2 separate regions of the Homo sapiens genome follow, and region 2 is linked to region 1. A link is a loop called in an ENCODE intact Hi-C map of the cell type or tissue named here. Cell type or tissue: PC-9. All regions are shown on one strand. Links, peaks and the distances in the headings refer to the core of each region. The heading gives the core; the rest is flanking DNA. Region 1 overlaps POLN (DNA polymerase nu). Region 2 has its middle 7.0 kb from the start of NICOL1.

What was found. A loop is a pair of places that touch in the nucleus more often than their neighbours do. Peaks named below come from ENCODE experiments on the same cell type or tissue, not always from the same donor. Only the 100,000 strongest peaks of a DNase experiment are listed, where the experiment ranks them.
Region 2: a loop joins it to region 1, with 2.5 times the contacts of the local background. A loop is called at or near these places in 1 of 110 quality-filtered maps.

The regions. Positions count from the first base shown.
Region 1 is chr4:2,092,630-2,099,457 of GRCh38, forward strand. POLN (DNA polymerase nu) reads right to left here. Exons shown (of 26, transcript NM_181808.4): 20 at 3,222-3,304. Among named protein-coding and RNA genes, the nearest start is that of NAT8L, 37 kb to the left of the region's middle. RefSeq lists enhancers at 156-656, 657-1,157. In PC-9, for the core only: no CTCF peak of the experiment used is centred there; a DNase peak (open chromatin) is centred at 3,462.
Region 2 is chr4:2,045,548-2,052,375 of GRCh38, forward strand. No RefSeq gene overlaps it. Among named protein-coding and RNA genes, the nearest start is that of NICOL1, 7.0 kb to the left of the region's middle. In PC-9, for the core only: no CTCF peak of the experiment used is centred there; a DNase peak (open chromatin) is centred at 3,554; H3K27ac peaks cover 557 bases.

The DNA.
Region 1 (6,828 bases), core at 692-5,691:
TGTATTCATCACAGTCTTCACAATAGTCATGTCACCGATTTCTCAAGAATGTGTAGGAATCATGCCTTGCCCCATGCCCTCAGCATTTGTGGGCCGTTCAGAGGTATGTTATGTGAAAACACGTCACTACAATCCGCTGAAAGCTGGTAGGTGCAAAGCTCCTCTATGGAGTTTCCAAAGCGCCCCAGCAGCCTGGGAGGCCTGGCAAGTTGACTGGCTTCCTCAGTCCCAGCTCATGTGACAAAGTTTCAAACACAAGGAGAACAGAGACCAGCCTAAGCCCACAGCAGTGGATACACAGTAATTCCAGCTGTCAAGCCAGACCGGAACAATGGGAACAGCAGAGCCGGAGGCTCAGGGTGGGAACCCTTGTCACTGTCACAGCTAAAAGCAGCCAAATTACCCTTTTCAACATTATGGCTAATGACTCAGTGCTTATTTACAAAATGTAGCTCTTTTCCTCTCCAGAAAAAAAAAAAAAGTGAATACTCCAGAAGGAGCCAAACGGGTGGCAGAGAAGACCACCTTTTTCTGGGTAGGTGGGGGCATCCATCCTGCTGGAGGACAGCTGCCCCACGGCAGGTGCTCGGCACTCTCATTCTCCATCCCTCCCTCCTAGCTGGATTTGGGGTGGCTGCCCCCACTGGGGACAAGGCCGGGGCTGCCACAGGAGACCTACAGAAGCTGCTCAGTCACTTGGAGGCATTTACTGACATGGCACAGAAGTGAAGTAGGACTCAGACGTAACGGCAGATGACAGAGATGAGAGCTGACTGTGTGCCAGGTATGGCCCCATGCACCCTATGAGAGCATTTTCCCAGGAGGAGATGGCACAGGGAGGCGGAGGGCCTTGCACAAGGCCACACAGTCAGGAGCTGATAGGGTTGGGGATCAAGCCCAGGCTGCCGGGCCCAGGACTGGGGAGGTGATGTCCTGCCGGCAGAGCAGAAGCAAATGTTATGTTTGCAACACAAGATGCAGCAGGATGCAAGGCAACAAACTCTCATATAATTTGGCAGAGTGATGCCTTCCCCCAAGACAGAGGCCCCAGGGAGGTTCAGGGGTGCAGCACAGAAGAGGCTGAGAGGAGGCAGTGGACCAAGCAACTCTGAGGAGAATCAATCCAATGTCACACTACTGTCACTCACAGAACCTAGTTCTTTAAAACAAAGTTTCTTAGTCTATTTTCCAAAAACCATGTATACAATCAAAATGTTTTCAAAAGTGGAGCTGAGACCACCAAGTCCACTAATTTGTTCCTGTGTCTTCTCTGTGCCAGGCAGTGAGCTAACGTGATGAGCTCCTATCTTTGAGGTACTCATGTTTGAGCTGGGGCATGAGACCATGAACAGGCGAGTGGGTGCCCAAGGTGTGAGGCCCATGTGGCAAGGAGCTGAGACCACCTCCGGCTGACAGCCAGCAAGAAACAGAAGCCAGCCAGGTGCGGTGGCTCATGCCTGTAATCCCAGCACTTTGGGAGGCCAAGATGGGCAGATCACTTGAGGTCAGGAGTTCAAGACCAGCCTGGCCAACATGGTGAAACCCCATCTCTACTAAAAATACAAAAATTAGCCGAATGTGGTGGCAGGTGCCTGTCACCCCAGCTACTCAGGAGGCTGAGGCAGGAGGCTTGAGCCCAGGAGTTGGAGGTTGAGCCAATTTTGTGCTCAATGCAGTGAGCCGAGATTGTGCCACTGCATTCCAGCCTGGGGGATAGAGCAAGGTTCTGTCTCCAAAAAAAAAAAAGAAAGAAAGAAACAGAAGCCAACAAAGTGGATCCTTCCCCAGTCAAGCCACAGATGTGATCACAGCCCCAGCCAACACCCTGACTGCAGCCCCTGCAGGGGACCCAGCTATGGCATGCCCACACCCAGAGAAACTGTGAGATAGTGTGTATTATTTTAAGTTACTACATTTGTGGCAATTTGTTACCTAAGAAATGGGTAACAAATACTGTGGTTGAGGAAGGTTGCACAGGGGAGAGTTGAGCACAGGTCTGCAGAAGTGAGGGATGGGTTCTGGTGGTACAGGGGCAGGTGTTCCCATAGAGGGAAGAGTAGTGCAAAGCTCTGAGGTTGGAGCTGGCCTGGCTGATTGGCTGTGGTTCTAGACAAGCTATCCATCCACAGTTTTGGGGCGGGGCACTCTGGACGCTTGTTCAACGGCACCACATTCTCAATGGAGACTGTAGGGCAGCTCTTAGGGACAATCTACTATGTGCTTGCCCCGTTATTCTTCCACTGAAGCTTGTTTGGTTTTGCTGCCTTTCTGTGAATAAACAAAGGGTTTCCATGGCAGGATGGTGAATCTTCTTTTCAGGGTCTTTGCACAAGCCCTGCTACCCAAAGAAGAACTGATCACAGGGAAAAGGAGGTCTGAACAGGCTTAAGAAGGAGCTGGCTGGCTGGGGAAACTAGGCCATGCTGATTCAGCATGACCCAGGGCCAGAAAAGAATTAAAAAATCCCAGACAGCCCATGTCAGGGAGTCCAAGGGAGAGTAGAAGAAGGGTGAGTGGAAGAGAGTAGAAGGCCTGCTCTGACATGGGTATTGGGGCTAGGGGGTAGGGGGAAGGAGGGAGAGGAGCAGAAACAGGAAGGGAAGCAAAAAGGGGAGGGGAGGGAGAGGCTTGCAGAAGAGGCCCCAGGCAGCCCAAACCTCTGGCCTTCAGTCCTTCCTGGCCTAGCCCCGCTTTCTCCTATCTGCTACCCCTGAGATTGGACCCCTACTGCTCTGCTCCCAGCCCAAGGCCTGGCTCTGCCCTCTCTGGGGTGCTTTGGCTGCATGGCCCAGCTGGGTGAGCTCTGCCCTAGGGAGATGGGGTGCATGTTGAGATGTGGCAATGAGTCCAAGCGCTGCACACCTTGAGGCTATCTAACTTTATAATGCCTTGGCATGTGTGTGGACGAGGGTCTCCTCGAAGGTCTCCAAGCACAGCAGTGGTGCCTAGCACAGTGGTATGGTGTAGGGGTGGAGCCAACGGCTTGGTCACACTTGACCTGCCCAGCTCCGCGGCCTCCCCTGAGAGGCTGGATGTGACTCTGAGCAGGTCAAGGCATGGGGTGGTCTGGCCAGTGTCTGGTGACTGCAGGTGTCATCAGAGCATAAACAACACCCAGGGACTCACAGACGATTTCTGAGGCACAGCCACATTTAAACACAGGCACACAGCTGCCAGCTTACAGGTAACCCCGAGACCCCAGCTCCCGGCCCGCAGCCTACCTGCTCCATAGACCACCGCGTACACCACCTTCTTGGTTTGCTCTCTGTCTGCGTGTGTCACCTGTTCCACGGGCACATCCTTCCTGCATGGAGAGACCATGTGTGAAGTTCAGGCACAGAAGGCACTGTCAGTGCAGGGCAGACAGTCCAACCACACACCCCACCACTGTGCTTCCTCTGGAAATTCCTTATGCTTTCATGGTGGCCGGCACACTGGCAGGGGAGACATTCCATACCTGTGGTGTCAGCTCAGCAAGGGCCCCAGGCAGATGCCTTCGGCGAGGCTGCAGCAGCTGCTGCCAGCCAAGCACCACCCCACGTTCCCAGGTGTCCACAAATCAAAACCCAAAACTGCTTTCACCAAAGGCATGCCCATCCAACTTCAGGAAAGGCCGTTCCCCATATTGGGGTGCCTGGGCCTGGGCCACGTCTGTGTCTGCTGCAGTGGGGGAGCTGGTTTCTAGGCCTATCTAGTCCCACTGCTTGACTGGATGAACAACTCTGTCCTGGCCTCCCACAGACAGAGGCCATGGGGGTGAGCCCCACCCTGGAGCTACAGCATTCAGATAGAATAAGGATCAACTCAGCATCTGACTGGCATGTGAACCACAGCAATCTCCAGAGATTAAAGCTGAGACATCTGAGTAGCACAGGAGCTCCAGAGCACTCCCAGCACCACCAAGAGTCCCTCCTCCTCCGAGAGCACCTTCAAAGGACAGGCAGCCTGACATGTACCCTCGGTGCCACCTCCTGCCTGCTGCTTTTGTAAACATCCTTATCATCTACACCAGGCCTCCCTGATGGAGTGGGCATCTCAGATTCAGAAGCCGAGAGAAAGAGAGAGAGAGAGAGAGAGAGAGAGAGAGAGAGAGAGAGAGAGACACACAGAGAGAAACAGAAAAAGTAACAGAAACTTCTCCCAATCTGTTTTGTGGATGGCTTTGTGCTGGGGCCTCCTTCATTGCTTAGCCAGGCTTTTCACAGCTCTACCTTAGCCTTCACTTCCTACTTGCACTGAGCATAGAGACCAGCCCCAGGTGAAAGCTCAGGTCTTCTTAGATCTTTTCTGAGCATGCAAGCTCTCTGCGCATGTATGGTGCTTTCTACATTTCCCGATATCCACAGGTACTTTTGAATGCCCTAATTTCCAAAAGCATCTCTCTCCTCAGTTTTTCTTCCAGAGCTTTCAGTGCTTCATTGTTTGCCTCAACTATAATTTTTAGCTCCAGGAAGCTGCAAGTTATTTGCCTTACAATGTTTCCAAGCAACGTCTGCCACTCTTCTGCAGCAAGTGGGTTCTGAGTTAGGTGAAACAATGACAAGTGCCTGTGGCAGCCCTTCAGGCAGCCACCAGACTGGTGAGAATAAATACCCACTTCTTTTCGAGTAAGGTGTGCTCTGCCTCCAGAAGCAGGGACCAGGTCCCATGCTAGGAACATGCTGCTGCCTTCAAGATTGGGGGGTGGGAGGAGGGCAGACAGAGTCATCACCAGGCTCTCCTACCATTTTTTTTTTTTTGAGACAGAGTCTTACTCTGTCACCCAGGCTGGAGGGCAGTGGTGCGATCTCGACTCACTGCAACCTCTGCCTTTTGGGGTCAAGTGATTCTCCTGTCTCAGCCTCCTGTGTAGCTGGGATTACAGGCACCTGCCACCATGCCCAGCTAATTTTTGTATTTTTAGTAGAGACAGGTTTTATCATGTTGGCCAGGCTGGTCTCAAACTCCTGACCTCGTGATCAGCCCGCCTTGGCCTCCCAAAGTGCTGGGATTACAGGCGTGAGCCACCGCACCAGGCTCTCCTACCATTTTTAAGTTTTTTCTTATTTTTCTTTTTTTAGAGGTAGGGTCTTGCTTGTTCCCCAGACTGGTCTTGAACTCCTGGTCTCAAGGGATCCTTCTGCTTCAGCCTCTGAAAGTTGAAAAGCTGGGATTACAAGTGTGAGTCACCATACCCCACCTGCCTTTTTCTTGATTCAGCATTTGCTTGGTTGCTGTAAACCTTTGCCTATTTTTCAAAGTTTTGATGAAGTTGGTTGAGACAGTTTTGTTAGATTTTTCAATGTTTCTTTGGGGGACAGGCCCATGGGGCTGTGTACCCCACCATTCTTGCTGACATCCCAGACTTCACTGATTTTTTGCCACCTAATTTCTAAGTACCAATGCATTTCCAGTTTTCCCCCTTTTCCTGCTGTGTTAAGCTATTTTGCCACCTTGTTTAGCCACCCTTAAACTTGGCATTGTTAACAGCTATATTTAGATAAGAAGCAAAAAGCCAAAATGGGCTGGGTGCAGTGGCTCATGCCTGTAATCTCAGAACTTTGGGGGGCCTAGGTGGAGGGATCATTTGAGGCCAGGAGTTCGAAACCAGCCTGGGCAACATAGCAAGACCCTGTCTCTACAAAAATGAAAAATAAAAAATTAGCTGGGCATGATGATATGCCCCTGTGGTCCCAGCTACTTGGGAGGCTGAGGTGGGAGGACTGCTTGAGCCTGGGAGGTTGAGGCTGCAGTGAGCCATGAGTGTGCCACTGCACTCCAGCCTGGGCGACAGAGTAAGACCCTGTCTAAGTGAATAAACAACTACATGACATTTTTGTAGACTATTTTATAAAATATTTTTAAACTTAACCAAATGAAAATGTATCATAGAGGTCTTGGTAAGTTTAGATTGATGCCAGGTACATAAGCAAGAGAAGGAGCTAGAATGATCCATGGGTAATGGGTTAGCACTGGAGACATCAGTATGAACTCATGATAAGCTCCATGTTGATGCACATGGTTACATAGAGAAATATCTAAAGATGTGTGTATACACACAGGTTGGCATGCATGCACAACTTCTTGTTCTGTCAGCTGAGAGGGCCTAGAAGCAACCTGCTCAGTAGCAAAGAGCACCTAGCACCAGAACTTGGCCTTTAATAGCCATTCTCCAGTAAAAAATGGGGCTCCTTGGAGAAATGGCTGATTCCAGGACTGGGGCAGGAAACATACAAGATGAACCTGGAATATCTTTTAGTGCCAGAAAGCAAGGAAGTGATAAATGTGTGTGCACATGCACGTGCGTGCGCACACACACACACACACACACACACACTGAAGAGGTTAAGTCAAGGGACACAGGAGCCAACTGAAAGAGGTCCCAATGGCCAAAGCTGGAACAATTTAAGCGAGAAAACAAAAAATAAATTGTATTATAGCTATCCCAAAGTAAAAAATAAATATTCATGAATCCATACGAATTTGGATTCAAAGGATTAAATAAATAAATGGGGGAGAACACAGATCTCCCACACAGAAGAAATCCAAATAATGTATATAGATACCCTGTTCTTAAGAAGACAAAGGGTAACCCCCAACTCCTTAATTAGAGGCTATGCTTAGTGACTTGCTCTCAAAGGGTACCATGTGGAATCGGAGTAGAAGAGAGTATCTTTATAGTAGAGAAACCTGACAAATACGCTGTCACCCAGGTGACCCAGGTCAGCATCAGCAGGGGTAAGTCCTGTTGACAGTGCAAGTCCCTGATTCAGTGTGAAGGGAACGGCCCTGCACCTCTGTGCTCTTCCTCCCTCAAACCCCAAATCCCAGTCTAGTCATGAGAAAAAC
Region 2 (6,828 bases), core at 776-5,775, 47 kb before region 1:
AGGCCACTGGGGAGGTACGCCTGTAAAAGGAGCTGGAGAGAGAAGTCTGGGATCCCCTGTGGCCTGTTTGGGGGCAGAGGAGAGAAGAGGGCCCCTAGGGGTGACGAGCAGCTGTGAAGCAGGAAGAGAACTGAGCTGCGTCCCGGGCAGCCACAGCTGTGTCTCATGCCACCAAGGCCAAGCAAGGCAAGAGGACCACAGGGTCCATGAAGAGCGGGGAAGGCCTCGGAGGAGCAGAGCGGAGGGAGCCTGGCCACAAGCGTGGGCAGGGCCAGTGGCATTCACACTCAGTCCTGGAGCCATGGCGCAGCTTTCCTGCCAGGGGCTCAGCAACTCAGGGATGAGTCAACCCTGGCATGGCCGAGCAGTGACCTGGCACTGCAGTCTCTTTCTGGGACACCTTTTCTTTTCCTGGACCTGCTATTTCCCTGATCTTCCCTGCATTCCGCCCTTATGTCTGTAGCTTCTCCAGTGTCAGGGCATCCCCTTGGTCCAGGGCCTCTCCCTGTGTTCCCTGTGGGCCCTGCCTTCCTCCCTGACCGCTGGGTATCCCCACTGCCCACCTGCACTCCAGCCCAGAGCCGCCTTTCTCTGGATCCTATGTCCTCTTCTCCCTGCTGCCATGTAGAAAAGCGTGTGGGAGGGACACTGTGTCTGCTTGTCTGGAAGGCGGCTGCTGCCACAGTCCATCTGCAGGTCACCCTTCCTACCGCAGGGCCTGTGCATGTGCCCTCTGCAGGGACGCATCCCTTGCCCTGGGACCGGCCTCACTCTGCAGCCCTGTGTCCCTCCTTAAATAGTTTATTTTTAAGAGAGGGCCTTGCTCTGTCGCCCAGGCTGGAATGCAGTGGCCTCATCACAGCTCCCTGCAGCCTCAACCTCCCAGGCTCAAGCAATCCTCCTCACTGGGCCTCCTGAGTAGTGGGGCCCACAGTGCCGGTACCAGCCCACAGAGCCCAGAGCCTGTAGCTGGGTCCCCAGCGCACGCCGACACACCCAGCCCCGCATTTTCTTCTAAGCGTTTGTCCCTGAGGGGTCCCGGGGTGTTTGTTTCTTTCCTCCCTGCCACCCCACACTGGATTGTGAAGCCCAGGAGGGTGAGATCTGCTCTTCCCAGGCGCCCCTGCAGGCCGCGCGCTCCCCCAGTGGAAGCTGCAGGGAGGCTGCCTGGGCCAGGGCTCTGGGAGGAGCTGGCTACAGGGGTCCCCCGCAGCCCCTCCCTTCCTGCTCTGGGGGTCTTTGGGACGCAGGGCTGCATGGGGTGTGGTTTTGGGCCATCTTCCCATGGAAGATGCGGGGTAGGGCGAGCCTGGGGCCTTGGGCGCCTTTCTGCCACTCCCACCTCCCGGCCTCCTGTGGAGCCCCGTTAGGCGCCCTGTGGGCCTGGGGACCGTTTTGCTTTTCCTCCTTCTTCCTCTGGCCTCCCGGTCTGTAGTTCCACTTCATAAGAGACCTCGGCCCGCCCCCCGCCCCGTCTCACCCGCAGCTCCGTTCCACCCCGCCCTGCTCCCTCCCACCGTGGCCAGACCCGCGCCGTCCTGGGGTTCCCCTGGGCTGCTCGGCGGCTCCCCGCGCCCCTGTTCTTCCTCCCCACGGACTCGGGCTCGGGGCGTTCGCGGCGGGATAGGAGCGCCCCGACGGCGTTGGAGGAGACCCCGCAAGTCCGGCCTGGGCGTGGGCTCGCGGGTCCCCGCTCTGCCGTGGGTGGGGCTGCACTGCCCACGTCCGCTGCGTTGGGTGTGCCCTCCTCGAACCTGAGTATCCAAGCGGCGGAGGCCCGGGCGCCTCTCAGCTTGGCATCTGAAATCCGGACGGTCTCGGCCGCTCCGCTCCCAGGAAGGCGAGGCCTGCATGGGCCAGGCGGGGCGCGGGGGCAACTGGGGCAGGGGCAGGGGTCTCCGGTGAGGAGGGCGCTCAGGGAAGCAGGAGACAGAGGCGGAGGTGGGCGGCCAGGGAGGACCGACAGGTCTGGGTTTCCGCTCTTGCCCCACAGGCTGACCTGACCGAGCCTCAGTTTCCTCCTCTGTAAAATGGGCCCTTGGCGACAGCCTGGGGCTGATATAGGCGCTCTGCTGCTGGCGCTGGGAGCACCGTGTGGCCTACGGGGTTCTCCCCTTGTCGTGGGGAGGGGCTCTAGGCCCCCCAGCCCCCACCCAGAGCAAGTACCATGGTCTCCCAGACCTTCCAGGCTGCTTCCTGGAGCCCAGCCCTGACCCTTCCAAGCTGACGGTGTTCTGGTGCCTTCCAGGTACCTATGAACCCGGGGCTGGAGCACAGGCCTCAGCTGACCATCAGGGCTACTGGGGGTCACATGGCCACGGGCTTTGGGTGACTTGTAGGGGCTGGAGGGTGAGGCCAGGCAGGCTGGTGGGAGGGAGTCTGCAGATGGAGACTGGAAGGGCCACCAAGGCGTGCTGAGCAGGCCTCTGTCTCTGGGCCTGGCTGCTGGGGCCGAGCAGTGGCAGGCTCAGGCTGAGGCTGTGGGGATGAGGTGGAGAGGGCAGGGGCCGGCAGAGGCTGTGGCCCTGTAAGGGCTGGACCGCTCTCCTCAGAGGTCACTCAGGCCTTGGGGTCTGGGTGGGGACACTGCTCAGGAGCTCCTGGACAGTGACCATGGCTTCTCCCCTCTCCTGGCCCCCATCAGAAGCATGACAGCCTGTTCCCCCAGTCTCTGCTCTGGAGCCCCAGGCCCCCATTCAAAGCCCAGCCTCATCTTCCTCCAGCCCCCTGGCTCTCCAGGCGCGCCAGCCCCTCACTTGCCTCCACTGCCTGGTTTTTCCTGCCCGGACCCCTTGCGTGCTGATCCCTCTGCTGGGACGCCCTTCCTGCCGTCCACGTGGCCGACCTTAGGACGACACTGCGGAGCTGCCCCTGTGGCTGGGCAGGGACCCTGGTCAGCACTTGAGCGTCGGGTGCAGGGGTTGTTGAATGGATCAGCGAGTTCCTTCGAGATTGTCCATGACCCACGTTGCCTCCCTGGAAGGCGTGAACCTAAAGGGTTGCCCTGACCCTGTGCCCCGGCGCCGCAGTCCTCAAACCTGGCTCCGGTAAACTCTCCACTTCACATTAATTTTGCCTCAGTTTTTTCCCTTTAGGTCAACATATCTGGCATAAGTCAGCAGGCTTCAGTGACCCTCTTCCCTGACCACCTGGGGCTCCTTCCAGGACTTGGGGGTGGTATGAGCAGGAACCCACCATGCTCCCCTCACTCCAGAGGTTTCCTGGGTGCACAGGGGTGAGTCCTCCTGAATTCAGAGCTTTGTTTTCTTTTTGGTTGACATCTAGATTTTATTTGGAGTGTTTTTTAAACCTGCTTTTAACAGAAAGAGGGCTTCAGTCTCTGTCTTTGGACAGGGGACTCAGATAAACAGAGAACTCCGCCTTCTCTGCCACTGCCTCAGGGCAACGGGTTTAGGGCCTGGTATGGGCACCAGTCTGGCACTGGTGGTTTCACATCTTTGGGCCTAAAGTTACACAGCAAGCTTTAAAAATTGCAACTGCTGGGCTGGGCGCGGTGGCTCATGCGTGTAATCTCAGCACTTTGAGAGGCCAAAGTGGATGAATCACCTGAGGTCAGGAGTTCAAGACCAGCCTAGCCAATATGGCGAAACCCCATCTCTACCCAAAATAAAAAAATTAGCTAGGCACAGTGGCACGCACCTGTAATTCCAGCTGCTCGGGAGGCTGAGACATGAGAATCGCTTCAACTCAGGAGGCAGAAGTTGCAGTGAGCCAAGATGGTGCCATCGCACTCTAGCCCGGGCAACACAGCGAGACTCTGTCTCAAAATAATAATAATAATAATAATAATAATAATAATAACAACAACAACAATTTCAACTGCTCCCCGTTGCCTGTAGTTCAGACTTGTCTTTTCATTTGGGGCCAGTTCCTGTCTGTCCTATGTGGGAAGGTGCATGAGGGTGAGTTGCCTCACCCCAAAGAGAAGAGTCGGTTGCTGTCTGCGACCCATGCAGGTGCTCTGGGCAACCAGAGACTTGGCAGAGATGTCAGAACTGTTGTCCTGGGTGCGCGGTGGCCTCACAGGACACCCCTCACAGGAGAACATTTCTGTAACTCCCACTTATCTGGAAAGGTATAAATAAGGGCCTGGTCACGCCACTACCTAGAGTCCCTGACTCTCAGTTGACACCCTGAGGAGTGGCTCATTAGCAGCGCACTTCACCCCAAAACACATCCCCAGCCTTGGTCACTTTTGAAAAGTTCCTAAATTATGGGAAACCAAGCTTCAAAATCTGAGCATTCTTTTCCTTTTCTATTTTTCTTTCTTAAAACAATTTTTTGTGAGACAAGTTCTGGCTGTATCGCCCAGGCTAGAGTGCAGTGGCACGATCTCAGCTCACTGCAGCTTCCACCTTCCAGGCTCAGGCCATCCTCTCACCTGAGTAGCTGGGGCTACAGGCATGCACCACCACACCTAATTTTTATACTTTTTGTAGAGATGGGGTTTCACCATGTTGCCCCGACTGGTCTTGAACTTGTGAGCTCAAGCGATCTGCCCACTTTGGCCTCCCAAAGGGCTGGAATTCCAGGCACGAGCCACGGCGCCTGACCAAAAGCTGAGCACTGTTTTAAGGGACAACTGCCTTAAGAAACAGCAGCTGGTTTTATGTACAACACCTGTGAGGCATCCTTTTGTAAATATCTAGGGAAATGGACCCACATAGCCCGGGATGGTCATCAGCAGTAATGGCTGAAATGGGGGTCCTTTGAAATGGCTAAAATAATTTATTTGTGTGCACAGTTGGAAAAGGTGATTTTAGAACCAGACTGATGGAAGACCTACTTTCTGTTTATCCTGACTGAAATCTGATAATAAGAGGTTTGAAGGGATTTTTTTTTAAGAGCTCTATGGTCAGAAGTCAGCCTAATTAAAAGCTAACATTCAGCCACGTGGGCAGTATAGCAAGACCCGGTCTCTACAAAAAATTTTTTAAAAATTAGCCAGGCATGGTAGCACACGCCTGTCATCTCAGCTACTCTGGGGGTGGAGGCAGGAGGATCACTTGAGCCCAGGAGTTTGAGGCTGTGGTGAGTTGTTTGTGCCACTGCACTCCAGCCTGGGCAACAGAGTGAGATCCCATCTCTTTAAAAAATTAAATTTGAGCTACACACACACACACACACACACACACACACACACACACACACACACATTTTTAAAGGCCTTTCTGTATTTTTGTTTTGTTTTGTTTTTTGTTTTGGCAGACACAGAGTCTTGCTACGTTACCTAAGCTGGTCTCAAATTCTTCGGCTCAAGTGATCCTCCTGCCTCAGCTTCCCTAAGTGCTGACACTTCTTACCTGGATCCTGTTGCTGGGATTTTTTCAGTCGACTGAAACCCCTTTTAAAATAAGTTTGGTCCCTTTGTTTGCTTTTCTTGTCGGCATGAGTTTGCTGCGAAAAATGTAAAACGTCACTGACCTTTTAGAAAGCCTAAAATCTTGAGAACCGGCTCCTCTGTGACGCCTTCCGTTTTCCTCTGCTTGTGCTTCTCCTGCCTTGTACCATCTTCAGTACCACATAGGAGACTTCTAGCAGCCTGAGACCTCTTGAGGAACACAGAAAACGGCCACGCACACCCTGTTTTGGGGGCCTTCTGCCTTTCTCACGGAGTCTCGAGAGTCCTGGGCAGGCCCCTCTCAGGCCGAAAGCTCTGCTGTCTTTTGCATTGCGTTACCTGATCTCTTTGGCTTTGCGCGTTCCAGGGATTACTTTGTACTATGAGAGAGAACTTGACCTTCATGTGCCATGGCTGACAAGTCACTGGCGAAAGCCCATCCCCAAAGTCACTGGGAGGTAGCTGGCAGCGGCTGTAGTGAATGGTTATTATGGCAGGGGCTACTTGTTTCTCTGTGCATTTAGATAAGAAAGGTGCAGTTTGGGCCCCTGGAGGCTATGGGAAGTCTTGCCACCAAGGTAAAAGACTCCTGGGGTGACGGGCTGATCACGGGGTGGGCTGATTGGTGTTGGGTCACCCACCAGCCTTGGGAGAATGTCTTCGTAGCGTGGCACACTGTGGAAACACCGTGTGGCCCGGTCCCATGGGGTTTCTTCTCTTGGGGGACTGGGGATTTGGTGTAAAGATGGGATCCTGGATACTTAAAGATCTGGATGCTGTGCCTTCCAGCTGTGCCTGCTCTTCGCATATTTAAACAGCAGCTCCTGAACGCTGCAGATGCTTTCTGTGCCCTGTTCACTAAAGGGGTCTGCCAGAATGCAACTTTCTGATGTTTAGCTGGCTATGTTGAGACTCTGTAAAAGACATGGACATCTATAAAGGAAATCTCCATTTCTAAGGACATCTCTTTCTCTAAACCACTAGAAACTTTGAGGATAAGGAAGATATTGACTTAACATTTACATTTACATAGCAAGTCTTACTTTTGTTTAAGATACTTTTACTGGGCAGGGCGCGGTGGCTCATGCCTGTAATCCCAGCACTTTGGGAGGCCGAGGCAGGCGGATCACCTGAGGTCGGGAGTTCGAGAACAGCCTGACCAACATGGAGAAACCCTGTCTCTACTAAAAATACAAAATTAGCCGGGTGTGGTCGTGGGCGCCTGTAATCCCAGCTACTCAGGAGGCTGAGGCAGGAGAATGGCTTGAACCCGGGAGGCGGAGGTTGCAGTGAGCCGAGATCGTGCCATTGCACTCCAGCCTGGGCAACAAGAGCAAAACTCCATCTCAAAAAAAAAGATACTTTTCCTGGTATTTTAAAATTTTTTATTTCATTTTATTTATGGTTTTTTTTTTTTTTGACAGAGACGGGGCTTCACTCTGTCATGCAGGCTGGAGTGCAGTGGC